2 separate regions of the Mus musculus genome follow, and region 2 is linked to region 1. A link is a contact called in ENCODE Hi-C data. All regions are on one chromosome and are shown on one strand. Each heading gives the region's core, a stretch centred on a gene start or an enhancer-like site at or near the end of the contact. The rest is flanking DNA. Distances are from core to core; before and after follow the strand shown. Region 1 overlaps Srpk2 (serine/arginine-rich protein specific kinase 2). Region 2 holds the start of AI506816 (expressed sequence AI506816).

Region 1 (3,540 bases), core at 757-3,256:
AAGAGAAAGAGAGAGAAAGAGAAAGAAAGAGAAAGAGAATGAGAAAGAGAAGAAAGAAGAAAGCAGAGAGAGAAAGAGAGAGGAAGGAAGGGGAGGAGGGAGGGAGAGGGGGGAGGCCTTGAACCGGAGCCCTTTCATTTAGATATCCAAAGAAAAATTCTATACAAATTAATACAAGATCTGAAGATGTGACTCAATTGGAAAAACACTTGCCTGGTGAACCTCTGGGTTCTGCCCTACAACTACAATAAAATAAAGAAAGACCAAGTCGAATAACTATGGCAGCAGCAGAAGCTACGTGCACACACATGCCACCTTTTCCATCAAAGAACAACAGAACCCACTGAGAAGAATGTGCTCAGCTGGCTGCTATTCACAGTGAAGACCCCTGGGACTGGCTCTGGAGTGTGAGGCTACTCATGCTTACCAATTCACAGTTTAGCAGAGATGACAAGAAGATGCACTAAGCCGGGTATAATGGCCATGCCTGTAATCTCAGCACTCAGGAGGCTGAGTTTCAAGACCAGCTTGGGCTACATTTCAAAAAAGAAACAAATAAAAAGACTGGGCTGAAAGATGGCTCAGGGCAGTGTCTGCCATGGAAGCCTGTGAGTCTGATCTGAAGAACTCATATAAGAAGGTAAGGGACAGACTGCAGCACATGCTTGCAAAATCAGCACTGGAAAGGCAGAGATACAAAGGGATGTTCCTCCTCCTGCTGTCTGTCAGGAAAGCACCACTAATGATCCTCGAAAAACAGACTCAAGCCGGGCTATGGTGGCACACGCCTTTAATCCCAACACTTGGGAGGCAGAGGCAGGCAGATTTCTGAGTTCGAGGCCAGCCTGGTCTATAGAGTGAGTTCCAGGACAGCCAGGGCTACACAGGGAAACCCTGTCTCGGAAAAAAGAAAAAAGAGAGGGGAGGGGGGGAGGGAGGGAGGGGAAGGAAGGGAGGGGAGGGAAGGGAGGGAGGGGAAGGGAAGGGAGGGAGGGGAAGGGAGGGAGGGGAAGGGAGGGAGGAAAGAAAAGAAAAGAAAAGAAAAGAAAAGAAAAGAAAAGAAAAGAAAAGAAAAGAAAAGAAAAGAAAAGAAAAGAAAAGAAAAGAAAAGAAAAGAAAAGAAAAGAAAAGAAAAGAAAACCAGATTCAAGCCCAGGAAGCTTGTGTCCCCACTGTTGTCTCAGCAGTGCTGGCACACGCTGCAAAAGCAGCCAGCACACTGTGACTGCGCTGGATGGAGGCAACTGTGCATGGGCAGATGGAGAAATCCCTTCTAAGTAGGAAGGAGAACAGAGAGCCTGCACATGTAACGGCCACATGACAGTGCTGCTAAGTGACAAGTGCTGCCACCCTCTCCTGGGAGAAGGCATCTGATTTTACCCCATGGTGTGACAAGGAGCCTAAAACACCCACACGTTTCCAGAGACTAAAGGTAACTCCTCAGATGGATCTCACTCTTGGGACAATGGTCTGCACAGGGCCTGAAGAGACCATGTCTCACAAGACATACATACCGGAGAATTCTCCCAATGCTTAAAGACCCAGGCACATTTTCCTCTTCTCACCCATTTTAAAGTGAAGGATGATCTCTAACAAGACGCCACCTCATTGAGAGCATTAAGGAGAAGCCATTTCTAGAGAAGAGAGTGGCAAAGGCCGTTCTTACCATGCAAGCTGTACTCCAAATGTCTGCAGGTGTGCTGTAGCCTGCTCCTATTAAAACCTCTATGGACCTATACTGACGTGTCTGGATATCCTCTGTGAAATGTTTATGCTGGAAAGGAATAGATGTGATAAATATTAAAAAAAAACAAAAGCATCTTCGCACACTAAATAACAATTAAAATGTAAAAAGAAAACACTACTTACCACCCAACAAGCATTTCCCAGGTCAGCAATTTTTACTCTAATTTTATCTGCATTCCGTGGATCCAGAGGGTTCACCAACAGGTCAGCCGCCCGGGTTTTTGCTGCCATGAGCAAAGAACAAAAGAATCAGCACTGGGGTCATGAGGTTTGCATGTGTGAGCACAATGCTTGCCAGGTAGAATGATTGGACAGAAAAGAATCCTGCACCTGGGATCATTCCTCCTGGGTTGTATCCAGCTCACTGGAAGCCACAGAAAGATAAGCAAGGGTGACCAATCACTTCTAAGCAGTTGGCTTGATGCCATCTGAGCAGCAGCTTGAGGCTGACAGCAACCCTATTCCAGCTTCCTCAGCTAAGCCAGCACTCAGATATCAAGTGTCACATGACAACTAACAGCAAACTCAACTATAGGCAGAGGCTGAAACCTCTTATGACTTAGTTTTGAACAAGGGAGATATCAAGCTAGTATTCTCTCGGGTTGACATGGGCCATAAAGGCAGGCTTTAGGGCAATTCATTAGTTCAGGTGGCTCACCGGTAGCTGACTCTGAGGGAGTCTCTACAGCAGGTCCAGGCCTGGGGTTTACAGCTTTAGGGAAACTCTCAGTTAAGCTGTAACTACACTGCAACTACACTCATCTTCACAATCCTACACACTTACAGTTTTGGTCATATTGAAATGGAATTTAGGGATTAAACAGAAAATCCAGCTCAATGTACTACATTAATGCCCTTGTTGAGGATCTTTTTGTTCATGTCGAGTTGCTGCCTATGGGCACTAAGCCTCTTTCAGGGTATTCTGAAACTGAGGAACCATAGTGCTGGTAGATCCCACACAAGAAGTAAAGTTACCTTTGCTAACAGCAGTGCAGACTGCAGGAGGGCTAACAGGACCTGAACCTGAACCTCTAAGGAACCCTGGGGTGGCTCTGAAGTCGATAGTCTGGTCAGTTCATGTCTGACCTCAGCTTATGGATCAACTTGGGCCAGACAGGTGCAGACGTGAAACAGAATCTGCTCACGCAGTGATTTCCTTTCTCAATGTGTGCTGCCGGGATCAGGGTGCGAGGAGGGCCGTGACTATAGAAACACTCAAAAAGCCCATGTGAACACAGATATACTCAAGCCTGCTGCACAATCATTCTAAGTGTGCCTGAAACCAGACTGCCTCCTTAGATTAAGTCACCCCCATGGTGACCTGTCATAGCAACAAATGACCTACGGTCAATCTTTCCCTTCCAGAATGACAAGCCAGTAACTTTTCTCTGCTTCCACTAGAGCATGAATAAAAGTGGCAGGGTTTATTTTAGGAAGCACTTGAACACCCTAAACCACAGGCACCAGCAGCCTCTCTATCCAGATGAGGGGCAGAACTAGGACAGTTAAGGACAACACCTCACCCATTCCTTGGACAAACACTTCCCAAACCCCTTCAATATGCCACTTTGGTGACATATGTCAAGAAAAAGACACACTCAAATTAGGAAACTCATGTCATGCCCTGGTTGGCAATGCAGGCAATAAGAGCTAGGTGTGGACGTGCACACCTTTAATCCTAGCACTAGGGAGGCAGAGGCAGGCAGAGCTCTAAATTCTAGACCATCCAGAAACATACAGAGAAACCCTATCTTGAAAAACTAAAAAGGAGGGAAGGAAAGAGGGAGGGGGAAA
Region 2 (3,540 bases), core at 505-3,004, 190 kb after region 1:
CCTCTCACTCCATTCTCCAAACCCTCATCTACTTTAAAAAGACATGGGGTGACTGCATTAAATTCCTGCCTGTTCTGTTGGCCTCAGGTAAATCCTTTAACCCATCACAGCAGCGTATCCTGTCAGGTTAGAGTTCTCATCCTTGGCCAAGAACTGTTCCTGGAATTATGCCTGGAAAGCCAAACTTGCCATCTAACACATACCTTGAATTCATGATCATCCTGGACACAGCACTCATCTGCTCAAAAGAAAAAAGAACCAGCACTGTTACAAGCAGCAGCCACAGCTTCCTTCAGAAAGGACCTTCCTGGTGGCTCCTAGCTGCATCTGATGATGGAAGGCCTGCCTCTGACTAGCATTTATTCCTGCACAGAGCTCTGATCTTCATACTGCTGACAGCTGGAGTCCATTTTATTGCCTCTGGGCCATCTTTCCCACTGTTTCCACCCCAGAAGCCAAAAACTCTTAATGTTTAGAGGCAAATAGTACTGCAGGTAATAGCGGTACTCTTCCTTTAAGAAAGTGAAACATTGTCTCTGATTTCAAAACCAGAAGCAGCATCAGATGTGTCTCCTGAGCCTGAATGAGGAAGGGAAAAATAATTCCTCACCTTAGAAGCTGGCTCATGCTGCCCTTCACTCTCGAAGGGGCTCAGCAGAACCCTAACCTCTAACGGAAAGAAAACTACCTCGCAGGGAACTTGTTTACAAGAGCCCACAAGCCTATTCTTCCTCTAAAATGCCCTTTACCAGGTACAGTGGCTTATGTCCATAAATGCCAATACTTAGGGTCCTAGAGCACAAATATTCTCTGGGCCAGCATGACAATCTGTCTCAATAATCAAATAATCTTTTAAAAAGATTTATTTCTTCTATATGAGTGCACTGTTGCTATCTCCAGACAACACCAGAAGAGGGCATCAGATCTCATTACAGATGGTTGTGAGCCACCATGTGGTTGCTGAGAATTTAACTCGGGAACTCTAGAAGAGCTGTCAGTACTCTGAGTCATCTCTCCAACCCTGATATTTACGTTTAATTGGTGTCTCAACCAGCCACCTCTTAAACAGGGAGGACTCCAGGGTGCTCGCTGAACACCTATACCCGGTCTTAGGAATTCCAATTCACGATTCCTAAATCATGGTTTAGAGGTTGCCTTGCTTAAGTGCTAATCCAGTCGCTCAGATTTCTCCCAGGACCCAAAACCCAGACAGGCTGGGTCTGTGTCAGCAGTAGGGTAATCCAGGTCCTTTAGGCAGAGGTCCCTGCTGGACTCGCTTGCAGGTATCCGCCTGAATATACCCTCAAACCTTAAAACAAACGAGCACAAAACAAAAAGCCCAGCCTCTGTGCCAAGCGGCATTTAAAGGACACGTGCGGCGGCGAGGACGCGCTTGAGTGGGCGAAATTACCCCTGTCCTTGCTGACACTGGGATTATCCTGCCTCCTGTTACTTTCCGAGCTCTGATCTCATTCGCTTCCTAAATAGGCGATGTCCCTGTCATCCGAGTCTTGGGCGGGCGGGAAGCCCCGAGTGTGCCCAGGACCCGGGCCGTCCGGACGCCGCGCCTCCACCTGGGAGGGGACAAATCCGGGCAGCGCAAGGCCGATCTCCTGTCCCACACAGAAGGGACGCGTATGGGCAGGGACCCGCGCCACGGGCGAGCGCCGTGAAAATCTCCGAGGCCACGTGGCGTGGTCCTGGGACTCGCAATGGTGAGAGTACTTACCAGGAGCGCGCCGCGGCGGAAGAGCAGGGCGCCAGGGCGGGACCGAGTTTAAAACCGACCGGACATTGAGCACCGGGGCTCAGCCAACCAGAGTGGCCCAGCGCCCCTCCTGCCCGCCCCTTCCCCCGTTCCCGCCTGACTCCAGCGCCGGCCCTAGCGTGTCCCCTGGCGGCACCAGAGCCTCCCAGCCTGCCCCTACCCCAGGGCAGCGGTACCACTCACTGGCCTGACTGTGGAATATGTCACCTCTCTGAAGGTTAGAGGAGCATCTTGGAGCCACATCACTTGGGGATTTCTTTTTCTTCTCCCCGTGCTTCTCAGTCATATATTGAATTTGGTACTTTTAATTGACCCACATCCTTTTGTGCTTATTTTTATTTGAAGACCCATATGTAACGAAATTTCCTCCTCTTAAGAAAACTGAGACATCATGGAGAGTGGAGTGGACTCTCTTAAGAGGGGCTGGTACAAGGAGAGGACCCCATGCCTAAAAATCCCACTACTGGCTGTGCATTTTCACCCAGGAGGCACCTGTGCCTGTCAGAATCAGGCTGGGATATTTTGGGGTTTGTCTTGTTTTTTTGTTTGTTTGGTTTTGGTTTGTTTTATCCCTCCCCCCCCCCCCATAGTGTTTCTCCATGAAGCCCTGGCTGTCCTAGCACTCCCTCTTTGACCAGGCTGGGCTCGAACTCTCAGATCCACTTGCCTCTGCCTCCCCAGTGCTGGGGTTAAAGGCATGAGCCACCACCCTGTAAGGTGGACCCTCTTTACTAAAAGCAACTGTCCTTCTAACAAAGGAAGACATAAACCGATAATGAGTGACAAAGGAGAAGGGAGAGAAGCGACTACATGGCCAGGAGTGCCCAGGATTGTGACCACTGTGTGGGAAGACACAGGAAAGATCCCTTCAGTGGTGTTCAGAAGCAGTTGGTTCAGCTGATACCTTGATTTTGGACTTCTGGCTGCCAGCGCTGATCTGGCGATTCCGTGGAAGCCATTAAGGGCTTTGTTAAGGCAGCCCAGGAACCTAGCATAATGACTGACAAGAAGGGATTGAGTCCTCCCAGTGGTTAAGGCTAGCATCTCCTAAGGACTTGCACACAGTAGCTCAGTAGCTGTCGAATTACTCAGGTGGTGAGGGATGTCATGGTGAACATCTTAGTCATGATGCCTGAGTTTAGGGACTTTTTTGCTAGACATTTATAAACTCATGAGGCAAACCAATGTTCCCATCACCCGAAGAGTTTACATTCTCTTCTAAAGCAGGAGTTCTCCAGAGAGAGAACAAAGGGGAGGAGTTAAGAGTGGGAGGCAGGAAATCACACAATCCCATGCCTTCCTCTAGGGTGGTCTACAAGCCAAAGAAACATTGTGGGGCCACACCCAGGATCCTCTGCCCTAATTTGTTTTTTTAAAAAGATTTCTTTATTTATTTTATGTAAGTACACTGTAGCTGTCTTCAGACACCAGAAGAGGGCGTCAAATCTCATTCCAGATGGTTGTGAGCCACCATGTGGTTGCTGGGGTTTGAACTCAGGACCTACAGAAGAGGAGTCAGTGCTCTTAACCACTGAACCATCTGTCCAGCCCTCTGCCCTACTTTTACAAATATTTTCTTTTACCCACAATTTGTCCCTGGAATTTTGAAATTTAAGGTGTTCTACTAAATGGAGTTGAGACCATTTGAGTTAGAAGGATAGAATTTGTGTTTTGTGCTGAATACTATGACTAGTGTTGGAGGTGTGTGGGGGTCATTTTTCCATTGTTGTATGAAAACCACCATGGCCAAGATACCTTACAGAAGAGCTTGT

The links. Hi-C counts contacts between places; a loop is a spot of excess contacts on that map.
Region 2: a loop to region 1 is called in a map of CH12.LX, with 2.5 times the contacts of the local background. The contact joins the promoter of AI506816 here to the enhancer-like site in region 1. A Hi-C loop is called at or near these places in 1 of 37 maps with a recorded cell type or tissue (CH12.LX).

What each region holds. Positions count from the first base shown.
Region 1 is chr5:23,516,750-23,520,289 of GRCm38, forward strand. It overlaps Srpk2 (serine/arginine-rich protein specific kinase 2), which reads right to left. Exons shown (of 16, transcript NM_001359173.1): 12 at 1,870-1,970; 13 at 1,667-1,774. Among named protein-coding and RNA genes, the nearest start is that of Kmt2e, 84 kb to the left of the region's middle. Within about 2 kb of position 2,007, at least 1 of the 3 ENCODE cell types and tissues checked has a DNase peak (open chromatin) inside an H3K27ac peak, as active enhancers do.
Region 2 is chr5:23,710,913-23,714,452 of GRCm38, forward strand. AI506816 (expressed sequence AI506816) reads right to left here and starts at 1,755. Exons shown (of 5, transcript NR_015554.2): 1 at 1,730-1,755; 2 at 204-238. It overlaps Gm50451 (a small nucleolar RNA gene), which reads right to left and starts at 149; the gene lies at 79-149.